Regions from separate parts of the Homo sapiens genome. Here region 1 is linked to region 2. The links are chromatin contacts, found by Hi-C or POLR2A ChIA-PET in ENCODE. All regions are on one chromosome and are shown on one strand. Each heading gives the region's core, a stretch centred on a gene start or an enhancer-like site at or near the end of the contact. The rest is flanking DNA. Distances are from core to core; before and after follow the strand shown. Region 1 overlaps ATP9A (ATPase phospholipid transporting 9A (putative)). Region 2 overlaps NFATC2 (nuclear factor of activated T cells 2).

Evidence for each region. Hi-C counts contacts between places; a loop is a spot of excess contacts on that map. ChIA-PET counts read pairs that join two places held with the same protein, here RNA polymerase II (POLR2A). Pooled maps may share reads with other maps.
Region 1: a pooled map shows a loop between it and region 2 (2.3-fold over the local background). The contact joins two enhancer-like sites. A Hi-C loop is called at or near these places in 1 of 37 single-sample maps with no recorded cell type and 6 of 50 pooled maps. POLR2A ChIA-PET finds 5 or more read pairs at or near these places in 2 of 52 experiments (OCI-LY7 and activated CD8-positive, alpha-beta T cell).

The regions. Positions count from the first base shown.
Region 1 is chr20:51,645,919-51,652,332 of GRCh38, reverse strand. The region is part of intron 14 of ATP9A (ATPase phospholipid transporting 9A (putative)); the gene reads left to right. Among named protein-coding and RNA genes, the nearest start is that of NFATC2, 110 kb to the right of the region's middle. Within about 2 kb of position 1,577, at least 4 of the 41 ENCODE cell types and tissues checked have a DNase peak (open chromatin) inside an H3K27ac peak, as active enhancers do; they include OCI-LY7, where a contact is called at or near this core.
Region 2 is chr20:51,397,928-51,404,611 of GRCh38, reverse strand. It overlaps NFATC2 (nuclear factor of activated T cells 2), which reads left to right. Exons shown (of 11, transcript NM_012340.5): 10 at 5,882-5,969. The coding sequence ends at 5,925. Among named protein-coding and RNA genes, the nearest start is that of MIR3194, 52 kb to the left of the region's middle. RefSeq lists an enhancer at 3,697-4,166. Within about 2 kb of position 4,076, at least 8 of the 41 ENCODE cell types and tissues checked have a DNase peak (open chromatin) inside an H3K27ac peak, as active enhancers do; they include OCI-LY7, where a contact is called at or near this core.

The sequences.
Region 1 (6,414 bases), core at 328-2,827, 250 kb before region 2:
TCCTGTGCACATTCCAGTTGGGGAACCTTGAAGTGTCTTTATTCAGCTATCGATTACAGCCTGGGGGCGCTGGGCCCTCCCTGCCACCGTACAGTAAGTCACGGAGGAAATGAAATAGATACAGTCGGACCCGGAGGAGCGGAGCACTGCTCAGATGCTGGAGCGAGCAGGCCTCAGCCCTGACAGCATCCCACCATTTCCAGGATGTTCCACAGTGTCGAGAGTGGGTGGTGGGGAGTGGCAGTGGGGGCCTTGGTGATAATGCAACTTTCCAAGCCTTTGTTTCTTGGTTTGAGCCAGGAGGTGCTGTCCTGTAAGCAGCTAGGATCAGCTCTGTCCATGGCTCATTCACTTGTCTTTTCCATGAATTTTTCATATTTAAAAAACTTTTTTTCTTTTTTTGGCCAGGCGCTTTTGAGACAGAGTCTTGCTCTGTCGCCCAGTGGTGTGATCTTGGCTCACTGCAATCTCCGCCTCCCGGGTTCAAACCATTCTTCTGCCTCAGCCTCCTGAGTAGCTGGGACTACAGGTGCCCACCACCATGCCTGGTTAATTTTTATATTTTTAGTAGAGACAGGGTTTCACCATGCTGGCCAGGCTGGTCTCAAACTCCTAACCTCAAATGATCCACTCACCTCAGCCTCCCAAAGTGCTAGGATTACAAGCGTGAGCCACCACTCCTGGCCAAAAAAGGTTTTAAAATCACAAGTACTAATGTCTTCACTACAGAAAAGGGAGAAATTGTAGAATCAAAAAGAAGATAAAAAATAACCTGTGATTCTTGCCACCTGGCGATAACTACTACTGTTTATGTTCTGGTATAGATTTTCTCAGACTCCTTCTAAATGTATGCATATTTAAATATACATATATATTTATTTTATTTTATGTGTATTTATATAATATATGATATGCATATTTATAATATGTAAATATTTACATATTATAAATATGTAAAGAAATATATATAATGTAAATATATATTATATAATATATTATGTAAATATATATTATATAATATATTATGTAAATATATATTATATAATATATTATGTAAATATATATTATATAATATATTATGTAAATATATATTATGTAAATAATAATTTAAATATTGACATAATATATAAATATATAAAATAATATTTACTTTGTGTGTGTGTGTGTATATATATATATGGAGAGAGAGAGAGAGGACCAGTACAGAATCATGCTGTAGTACATATAATTAAACAGGAAGGAGGGTGAATTAAGTAACTTCCTTTAGAAAGTCATATGGCTTTCCGAGATTGCACCACTGCACTCGAGCCTGGGCAACAGAGCGAGACTGTCTCAAAAAAAAAATTTAAAAAAAAGAAAGTCATATGACTTTCACATTTCTGTAGGACTTACGCTTGTGTTCAGGTATACGTGTGTGTGTGTGTGTGTGTATGTGTGATGTATTTTCCTGTGTGCCATGTTAGTATGTGTGTGCACATGGATGCACATGTGTGTGTATGAATGAAAGCTGCTTGCTGTATTTCACTGGGTCTTGAATAGCTGAATAATTCCAGAGCAATGAATCAGCAGTTCTAGGTAACATGCAGAGTGTCTCCATGGCTAGCACATGCTCATGGCACAGAGTGAGAAGCCTGTTGCTCTCCTTCCCTGACTTCCATTCTCCCAGGCTTCTTCCTCTGCGACACCCGCTGTTATTAATATCTGAGTATACTTGCAGAGATAATTCTTTGCATGTATTAGAATTACCCTCACGCTTCATTAAAATATATATATATTTTTTATTTTTTATTTTTTTTTTTGAGACGGAGTCTCACTCTGTCACCCAGGCTGGAGTGCAGTGGCACCATCTCGGCTCACTGCAACCTCCGTCTCCTGGGTTCAAGTGATTCTCCTGCCTCGGCCTCCCGAGCAGCTGGGACTACAGGTGCACGCCATCACGCCCAGCTAATTTTTGTATTTTTAGTAGAGACGGGGTTTCACCATATTGGCCAGGCTGGTCTCAAATTCCTGACCTTGTGACTCACCCACCTTGGCCTCCCAAAGTGCTGAGAGTACAGGCGTGAGCCACCACACCCAGCCTATTAAAGTATTTTTTAAAATTTAAAAGCACAACTGTAAATTATAGATGCAGCTTTACACTTTGCTTTTAGTAGCTCAGTTTTTACAAATGTGCCAGGACATGGAATATCATTGCACTGTGACCTCAGCGAGGGCTGAGTTTTACTGAAACATCTGCCGTGGGTTCCTGTAGCCTCCCAGTGGCATAAATGCATGTCTGTATTTCAAGACCCTGTCTACTCACTTTCATGGAAGGTGAGGGCATCACATTGGCCTTCCCTGCTTCTGCAGTGCAATTGCTGGCCATGTTTAACTTGTAACTTTCAATTCAATCAGCTGTGTGATTTTTTTTTTTTTTTTTTGAGACGGATTCTCGCTCTGCTGCCCAGGCTGGAGTGCGGTGGTACGATCTTGGCTCACTTCAACCTCCGCCTCCCAGGTACAAGCAATTCTCTTGCCTCACCTCCCAAGTAGCTGGGACTACAGGCATCTACCACCACGCCCGGCTAATTTTGAATTTTTAGTAGAGACAGGGTTTCACCATGTTGGCCAGGCTGGTCTCGAGCTCCTGACCTCAAGTGATCTGCCCGCCTTGGCCTCCCACAGTGCTGGGATTACAGGCGTGAACTACTGCACCCGGCCTAGCTGTGCGATTTTAAGCAAATCATTGCTGCACCTCAGCCTCCTCAAAGGTAAAGAGGGACTAGGGCCATTGACTTCACAGGTCCTTGCTAAAGATGAGGTAGTAATGGTGATAACAGTGGTACTGACGGCAGTGAGAAATGATCACCTATTGAATACCTGCTCTGTGCCAGGCCCTGGGCTATGAGCCCCTCTTATGATAGAGTCACAATGATTGTGCCCATTTTGTAGATGAAGTGTAAGTTGGCTAAGGAAAGTTCCCATGGTCGCATAGCTGGCACGATTAAAACCAGACAGCCCATGCCTAGAGTCTGGACTATGCAACCCACAATACCACTTTCCTCCCCAGGGGATGATGGCTTGAAAGTGCTTTGTAAACTCCTGAAGTGCTCCAGAGAGTGAAGATGCCTGTGTGTGGGAGACTCAGGGCTGATACTGGATGAAGTACCACAGTCTCTGGCTATTTTTAGCCAAACAGGGTGCCCTGTTTGGAGGTAATGTTCAGACACTCTGCATCTTCCAAGTGCAGTGGAATTTTTATTTTTTATTTTTATTCTTTGGTCCCTTCCCTCTTTTCTCATCTGGGGAAGCTTCCGAGCTTGGTGAAAATAAGCCTTTTTCTGCCAGACCCTGGCAGCCTACCTTCTGAGTATCTTGCCTTTACCACCCACCTCATTAGGATTCATCCCTTAGAAAGGAAAATTAAAATGAGCATGTTTCACTTAGCAACTTCCAGTTCCACCTATGTTGCTGCAAGTCACAGAATTTCTTTCTTTTTTAATGTGTTTTGCTTATTTTTTTGAGGTAGGATCTTGCTGTATTGCCCAGGCTGGAATACAGTGGTGCAGTCTTGGCTCACTGCAGCCTTGACCTCCTGGCCTCAAGCAGTCCTCCCGCCTCAGCCTTCCAAGTAGCTGGGATGAGAGGCGCACACCACCACACCTGGATAATTTTTGTATTTTATTGTAGCAATGGGGGTCTTGCTATGTTGACCAGGCCAATCTCAAACTCCAAACTCAAGCAACTGTCCTGCCTCAGCCTCCCAGAGTGCTGGAATTACAGGCGTAAGCACTGCATTGGGCCAATAAGAGGTTTTTTAATGGCTATACAATATTCTTCTGCGTACGTACACCACAGAGTATTTGTTCTATCTCCCAAGCTTACCACTTAGGAGGTTTCCCCCTTTTGGCTATCATAAATCATGCCACGATGCATTGCCTTCCACCTTCTCTCTGCACATCTTTGACCATGTGTGTAAAAGGTCCCGTTTGTCTCCTTTTGCCTCGTCTTAATCTTGTTGCTGAACGTGAGTGTAAAACCTGCTGGAGAGCTCAAGTACATGGTGCCGGGGAGGGCAGGCAATCTCGCGGTCCTTCTGCGGCTACGAGGTTGGTTGGTTTGTTTTTTTATGAGCACATTCTTGGTGAACCATAAGATGTATGCAGTTCCCCTCCATGCCTGGGTATAGCCTGAGCCTCAGCCTCAGGTCCAGACAATGACAGCATTCAGATGTGTGCATGAATGAGCTCGGAGTGTGAAGCAGAAAGATTTAGGAGGGTGTTGGAGTTTTACCACCACGTTGCCATGACCTTGGACCCAAGGGGTAAGGTCAAAGAACAGAGGTTAGGAACTATAGGGGAATTCTTCCATCAGTATTATTGATTAACCACCGAAGTGGGGTCTCAAAACAGGATTGTGGTTGTTCAGAAGAAGACAGCGGGGGCTGTTTGAGCAGGGCTGGACAGTGTTTTACAGACACTGTAGGAAACTGTCAGATGTGCCTCCCTTGGTGTTAGCTTATCCATGGGCCATAGAGGCAAAAGCTCTGTCCCATGTGATATTAGTGTTGGCTCAGAATAGAGTTAATATATAGTCATTTCTTTTTTTTTTCTTTTTCTTTTTTGAGACAGAGTCTCGCTCTGCTACCCAGGCTGGAGTGCAAAGGTGCAATCTTGGCTCACTGCAACCTCCGCCTCCTGGGTTCCAGCTATTCTCCTGCCTTAGCCTCCTGGGTAGCTGGGACTATAGGCATATGCCACCATGCCTGGCTAATTTTGTATTTTTAGTTTATTTGTTTGTTTTGAGATGAAGTCTTGCTCTGTTGCTCAGGCTGGAGTACAGTGCCACAATCTCAGCTCACTGCAACCTCCGCCTCCCGGGTTTAAGGGATTCTCCTGCCTCAGCCTCCCGAGTAGCTGGGATTACAGGTGTGTGCCACCACGCCTGGCTAATTTTTTTGTATTTTTAGTAGAGACAGGGTTTCACCATGTTGGCTAGGCTGGTCTTGAACTCCTTACCTCAAGTGATCCACCATCCTTGGCCCCACAAAGTGCTGGGATTACAGGCATGAGCCACCGTGCCCGGTCTATAAATAGTCATTTCTTAATGATCACATTTTAGGAAGATGATGCTGTTCTTTCTTCTTAAGTATTTATTTTTATCAGTCAAGTGATAGGAAGTTCAATTTCAAGTACAAGACATTTGGATCAAGAAGTGACTATTATTTATTTATTTGAGATGGAGTCTTGCTCTGTTGCCCAAGCTGGAGTGCAGTGGTGTGATCTCAGCTCACTGCAACTTCCTCCTCCTGGGTTCAAGCAATTCCGCTGCCTCAGCCTCCCGAGTAGCTGGAATTACAGGCACCCACCGGCCCAGTGAATTTTTTGCACTTTTTTTTAGTAGAGATGGGTTTTCACTATGTTGGCCAGGCTGGTCTTGAGGCTCCATACCTCAGGTGATCCGCCCACTTCAGCCTCCCAAGGTGTTGGGATTACAGGCGTGAGCCACTGCGCCTGGCAAGAAGTGACCTTTTATGCCACTGTCTCTTCCGCTGATTCCTAGCAGGCTGTGTTTTGTTTGTTTCATGCTATGTTAAAAAAAAAAATTGAAGCAGTATTTAAAAATCACTTGATTTTATGTCAAAATTAGTTTTTCTCAAGAAAGATCAGGTCTGGAAATAGTAGGCCCAACTTCTACCTGGCAGTGGTTGGCCAAGCTGGGCAGCTGCTGCCTCAGTTTTCTTCTGACCCCCACATGGCCCTGCCCTATGCCTGTCTGCTTCTCTCCCAACGCCTGTCGGCATTTGAACCTGCAACCACTGCCTGGTGCATTTGAATGTATTTTCGTATTGAGTGAAGAAAACCGTGTGTCTGTGGATAGATTTATAATTTTGAAAGGCTGGATTAGGGCTGACCGGTGACTCTTTGTGAGCTTAAGTATTTATCTTATTGAATGCCACCAAATAACCCCTTTTATCAGATGTCACATTCCCGCCTCGTATCATACGTGCTCTGATGATTGGTATGTATCCTGCTTTTGACAAGAATTCAAGGCTACTGAGCGTGATCTGGCTTATTTCCCAAGCACAGCATCCCAGGTACAAAGAGAAAACTTTAAAAACTTGTCACAAGTGGTTTATTGCTGGCCAAGAAATGATGAAAAAGCCCTTTCACGGATGGTTTCTGGCCTGAGTCCCTCACATGGGCATTTGAGGCAGGGAAAGGTGTGGGCTCTGCCCCTTTGGTTTCTTGTCACCCAAAGGAGAAAACACAACAGACTCCTGAGACAGGATCCCCTCCCCGCCCTTTCTACCTTTCCAGCATTTTATCCAGCTCGCGTCTAATGTATCTGTTCATTCATCCACCTTAACGAGGTTGTGTTTTCTGCTGCTGGCCTGACCTGCAGTTATTGAGACCCTAACTCAGGCTGTTAACA
Region 2 (6,684 bases), core at 2,827-5,326:
TCTGTGTGAGGGCTGAGACACACTGCTGCTGCTAATAGAAAGAGCTGCTACTTTTGGTTATTTCTTAGCTTGGCATAGTGCCATATATATGCATTCCCATATTACAGATGAGAAAAACTGAGACTCGAGGACTTAAAAGATTGGCTCTGATTCCCAAAACAAGTAATGTGGTACAGAGTTCTTATGATGTGCCTTGCATGTTTGAAGAACTTTGCATGCATTGACTCAGATTCTCTCTAAAAGCCTTAGAAGCTGGGAATAGTTTTTGCCCACCTTTAACAGAGGAGGCACAGAAAGGGTTAGGATTTGCCTCAAGTTCTATGAAAGGATGTGGCAGAGCTGGGATTTGGACCCCAGCTGTCTGTGTGTCCCTGGGACTCTGACCCCAGGGTGTGAGCCCCTCGCCAGGACAGCTGAGAAAGGGAGGAGCTGTTGGCTGCAAGAAACAGAGATTTGGGCCTGATCATGGGCAGACAAGCAGGATTCAGATGCAGAGGAAAAAGAGGGCCTCCTAGGCATCAGCCAAGCGACACAAAGGTGTGGCGGTGGGGATATCAGGGTCTGCTCCTTGTTCAACCCCTGCCACGGACCAGCCATGGGATGCTGGACCTAAAATAGAGGGATGTCTGCTTACCTGAACCTCGATGACTTCACTGGCCAGATGCCTACCTCGTGAGCATAGACCGAGACTTTGGAGAGGAATGTACTTTGGGGACTGTGTCAGTCAGCTCGGGCCACATAACAAAATATCATAGACTTAGTGGCTTAAACAACAGAAATTTATCTTCTCACAATTCTAGAGGCTAGCAATCCAAGACCAGGATTCTGGAGAATCCTGTCAAGATCAGGTTCTGGAGAGGACCTGCTTAGGTCCTGGCTTGCAGACAGTCACCTTTTCTCCCATTGTGTTCTCCTGTGAGACAATGAGACTGACCTCTGGTGGCCCTTCTTCTTAGGCCACTAATTCCATCACGAGGGCCCCACCTTCATGACTGCACCAAGTCCTAATTATCTCCCAAAGGCCCCATCTCCAAATACCATCACAGAGTGGTTTAGGGCTTCAATATAGGAATTTGGCTGGTGTGGTGGGGGCATAACTTAGTGTGTAGCAGGGACTGTATAGGTGAAAGGTTTGATCAAGGGGTGAATCAGGAGTGAAGGTTCTGTCTGCCTGTTCTGGGAACTACTGTCTTTTAGGAACACCTGGTGCAGTGTCACCCATGAATACAGTCCTTGCTGGTCACTCCAGGTGGCCTTTGAGATGATAGCAGTACGTGCAAGGGCCACGCATGTGGATCTCACTTGGAGAAATTTAAGACAGAGCCTGGTCCCTACTCAGATCTTGAGAAATTTCTTTGCAGGAAGCCTAGTGGCTTCTCTTGCCTGTGAATCTGGAAGGTATGGAGGGAGTATGGTTGACATCTCTTATGGGAAATCCAAGACTTAAAATACAAAAGATAGATCCAAAGGTTTGTGGAAGAAACTGTGACATGGCCAGGGATGCCTCTGCTTCCAGGACGTGCGCTTGAGTTGGGCTTCGGGAGAATGTGGATGTGTTGGGGGGAGGTGTGTCCCATGTTGGGCCTGTGCTGTGAGCTGGTCCTGGCATATGTGGGTAAACATAGAATGATCTGGAAGGTGAACTTATGGGAGGGCGAGATGGAGACTGGACTGGAAATTCAATAAATATCCAGTGAATTCTTTCTAAGAATCAGGGGCCATGTTGGTATTTGAAGAAATATCTTTATGAAGCCAGGCCAGGGGTTTTGCCCCTTCTCCCAGAAGAGGGGGAGGTTTTGCATGATTCTGTGACATGAGCAAAGCAAGTTAGGGTGGAAATCTTTCTTACTGCTCCCACCTGCTAATCCACCTGGGAGTGTCTGACCTGCTTACAATTCCATCTCTCTTGGATAAGCAAAGAGGCATATACTCAAATGTCTTAAAAGAAATGTTTGGTTAATTCCTCTAACCCCCAGAGGGGGTTTATGGTATATGTCTTCCCCAAAACTCAGGTATTTATTTTATTATCTCATTTGTGATCACAGGCTGATTTGTGGGTTTGAATTACTGTTTGTTTCCTATGTCTCAATTCAATATAGTAACAAGTGCTTTTCTTTTGCCTTTTTTTTTTTCCAAAGGCAGCAAGTTATTTTGCAGGGCTTGTGCTGTTGGCTGATGTTTCTTAGCAGAGGGTTGGGGCCGAGGTGGTGATGAACTGGCTGAAGGACAAGGAAGTAAACTGTGGTTTGTTTAGAATGCTTTCCTGCCTGTGGTTGCTACTTTAGAAGCCGTGTGGTTGCTTGATAGGAGAGGTGCAGCTTAGTTGCATGTAATCAGAAGAAATTCTGCTGAATTGGAGAATAGAAATGGGCAGTTCAGGTCTGAGTTTACACAGTTGGTTAGTCCTTCCTTGTCGGGCAGCTTAGTTGAGAAAGTCACCAATTGTTTCTCCGTAGATTGTAAGTTGATGTGCAATCATTGCAAAAAAGCAGACAATGGAGATGATGGTAGCATATTCTACACTGGCTAGGAGGGGACATCTGACTTGCATTGTAGAAACACAAAACTGGACGTCCCTTAGACCAGTGCCTGATTCCCATTGGTTCCACCACGGAGATGCACGCAGGGTTTCCCTTAAATTCCATCCCATTCAAACGTGCATGCCTGTGAGCTCAGAAGTCTGGGAAGCTAGTTGTATATTTGTCAAGGAGACAGATTCTTGGGTCTGTACTTTTGTCTGTAATGGCTATTTGTTGACACCTTGTGTTTTTATGAAAATTATCACCATTGATTAAGCTCATCAGTGAACCACTTCTAATTTACATCTTAAATTATCACCTAGTCCATAGGATCAGTGGGATGACTCACCAGTTTATGCCTGGGGTAAAAATGCAAGGCCACTGTATAGGTCTTAGGCTGTAACCTTGTATTAGGTTGGCGCAAAAGTAATTGTGGTTTTTGAGGTACCCCTGTGTCTTTGGGAGGATTTGTAGATGACACTTAGGGACCATGTAGTAAGTCTAAATACTGCCTTTTCTCTTGACGTCCGCATCTCCATATTACTGACAACTGACCAGCACATTCACGTGGATCAATGGACTTACCTCCCATTTAAATATGTAGGGAAACAGAATGGTATCCTTGGTTATTGGAATGGCCTCTTTTAGACTGGTCTTTGTCTCTTTCTCTTCCATCTTCTTTAGGGGACCATATTGTGGGCTTAATAAACACATGCCAATGAGCCAGCTATAGCATCTCATTTATTTTTATTTTTTTGAGACAGTCTTGCTCTGTTGCCTAGGTTGGGGTACAGTGGCACCATCTCAGCTCACTGCAACCTCCGCCTCCCAGGTAGCTGAGGTTACAGGCACCTGCCGTCACACCCAGCTAATTTTTGTATTTTTAGTAGAGACGGGGTTTCACCATATTGGCCGGGCTGGTCTTAAACTCCTGACCTCAAGTGATCCACCCACTTCGGCCTCCCAACGTTCTGGGATTACAGGCATGAGCCACTGTGCCTGGCCTATAGCATCTCATTTAATCCTCAGTGACTTTGCCAAGGAAGTGTTCTCATCCCCATCTCGTGGCTGGGGAGACTGAGGCAGAGGCACTGTTGAAGTGCTTATGTTCCAACAGCTTCTGATGTGAGTCTACATTTTAACAGAGGCCCCAGGGCAGCCAGAAGATCTTTCAAATTGGGGAAACCCTAGCCCAGGACTAGTACCCATAGAGCTGGGGCCACATCTGGTCTCTACCCAATGCTAGGAGGCTGTTCCTGGACAAGTCGCCCCATCTTTCTCTGCCTTACTAACTTGACCTGAGAAATGGAACTCTCACCACCACCCCCGGAGATGTCTGTGAGGATGAAGGAAGGCAGAGCGAGTAGCCACCTGCGGAGGAGGGTGTTTGGCGGTGGCCTGGTCCCGAGTTGATTTCGGGCCTCAGTTGAATGAAGACAGGCCCTGCCTCTGTCTTCCACAAAGAAGCTGACAAAGAGTGAAACTCTATGACTAAACAGGAAGCTGCACCTCCGAATGCTGCAGACGGAGCCATCATGTGATGCTTTCTATTTCTCTGAGAAGGTGACAGAACAGGGCTTGGTTTCTCGAGTCCCCTGAGATAGCGCCATTGTGCCCCCCCACCCCCCATATTAACACTGGGCACCATGTGGTTTGGTGTTTGAAGGTTTGGAGAGAGAACTCGTGTTCTGGGTGGATGGTCTGAAGAACCTGGTCCCTGGGGTTCCAACTAGATTCGAACGACTCCTCCAAGGGTGTGACTTCAGACCTGTGCCTGATGCCTGAGATCCACTGAAGTGCTCCTTAAATGAGTAGATATGGATAAAGTGACAACGTGTTGGTCATTACAGAACTTTAGAGCTGTCAGCTGAGCAAAACAGGGAGTGGCGTGCTCTAACATCAGTTCCAACAGGATCACCTTGCTGTAGGGCCGGGGTGGCAGTGGAGGTTGTTGGTTTCTGGCTACCTGGGGTAAATCCAGAAGCATGTATGGGTGGGTGGGATGTGGGCTGTGAACAAGGAGTCAGGGAACACACAGGTTGGCCTGAACAACTGGAAAGAGAGAATGTGTGTTTCCCATCATGGGAACAGGTGAGACACGGGGAGGAGGGGTGAGGATCCAGAGATTGGTTTTGGCCCTGTGAAGTTTGGGCAGGTAGATATTGCAATCTGAAATTCAGGAGTGATGGTCTGGGTTAAAAACATTAATGTGGCCATCGTCAGGATAGAGGTGGTATTTTAAGGCCCTGAGTGAATTATCCGACAGTACTGTCTGCTCTTGGACTTGGAAGAAGTCAGTTTCAAGTGGAGACTGGGCAGTTTAGTGTGGGAGCTGCCTTAGGGCCACATCCACCTGGAAATGTTTGCTTTGGGAGATGGCCTGAGATGCATGGTCAGAAAAGGAGGAGAGATGAAGTGCTTCTTTTGCCCCAGGGCAGCAGTAGCCAACCCCAACTAGCCAATTCCTGTTGGAGCCCAACATTGGGAAATCCAGGCCTCTAACTGCATAAGCGCTGAAAGGATCTCATTTATTGAGCATTCTGTCTCCCTTGAAGATGAGATTTCAGGGAGCTTATGCCTCTATTTGAAAAAGCATCCTAGTTTACTTGACATTTCTAATAACGCTGCATTATTCCCTGTAAGAAATTGGACTCAGAAAACATTTCTAAATCAGGCATTTGGAATGGACTTGGGTATTCCAATTCGGCCAAAGGGGATTGGGAAGACAGGTGTTTTGAAAGCCACAGGCATTGTACACATGTAGAGAGGAGTATTATTTACAATAGACTCCCCAGGTCTCATTCAAGTGCCTTCGTTGTTCTGATAGGGCAGGAGCTTTTTTTTCCATTGTTGACAAAAAACAGGAAGAAAATGTGCAGTTTTATGAATTTCCCTGACCACTGAGGTGATATCACTAGTAAGAAGGAAACTGGGGCCCAGTTTAGTATCTGTAGATGCCTGAAGGAAGATAACAGTTGAGTAGATCTTTAATGAAATTCTGATTTTCCTTTGACTGCAGCAGAAACCAGCTTAATTTTCTCTTTGTAGTTGGCCATGATTTGAAACCCCATCACATACCCACAGCAGCCCTTTTGTCCACCCTGAACACGCTCCCCTGATCCCACACCCCACATAATGTAATGCACTTTGCACAGAGTCCCTCATCTCCATGATTATTACCCTAGTGTTGGGTTAATTCTGGCACAAATGCTAAGATGTTGCAGAATTCTGGCTTAAACTAGAGCCAAAGGGTTAAGTTCCCTCCTGGGCTTGGATGATATCGGCATGAGTTGGAAGCGTAAGAGAGATCAAAGGTGATTTTTTTTTTTCTTCTCAAAAATGATTTTGCAAATCTTTTTCAGAGCTGATAGACACACACCTTAGCTGGATACAAAACATATTATGAAACAGAATGACTGTGATCTTTGATCCGAGAAATCAAAGTTAAAGGTAATCGATATCTTCTGCTTCTCCTTTTGTTTTCCAGCTGTGTGTTTCCTTAACTTGAATTTTTTTTTTTTTAAGTAAAGTATAAGAAAACTTGACAGGCTGAAGGCCCTCTCTTCTCATTCTCCTGCTCTTAAGGGCTAGACCCCTCCACTCCTGAAGTGGACACTCCTGGGGACCTCCCTGAGAATCTCAGGGTTGGGCGGGAGAAGGGGGGATGAGGCCCCATTAACTTGCATGCTCCCCGATTCCAGGGCTGGCCTGCGTGGAAAAATGCAGCAACGTCTTTGGAGCCTGCTCCTTTTTGGTTTTGCACACTTTGTTGTGGGTGTCCAGTTAAATGAGGCTCTCCATCCGTGGTGGGTGTCCGGCACTGGGGAACAGCAGAGTGGGCAGGGAGGTCCGAAAACCTACCTAAGAAGCCACTGAGGAAGCCCCGCCCTGTGCTTAGGTCATTTCCAATCCTGATTCCCTCCACTCAAGGTTTCAGCTCCTCCCGGGGGGCTTCCTTGTTGTGGCTTTTGAAGTCGCAGGATTCTGCTACTTGGTTTCTGGATTTGAAATCAGCCCCTTGGAACTGAGTTTCCCAGGGTGCTCGGCTGAGCCCCTCACCCAGCAGATCCACCTCGATGGGCCTCCACAGAGGAGCCTGGCCGCTAAGAAGACCTTATCGTGCAGGTTTCAGGAGGCCCTGGGGTGTGAAGTCCAGATGAGACAT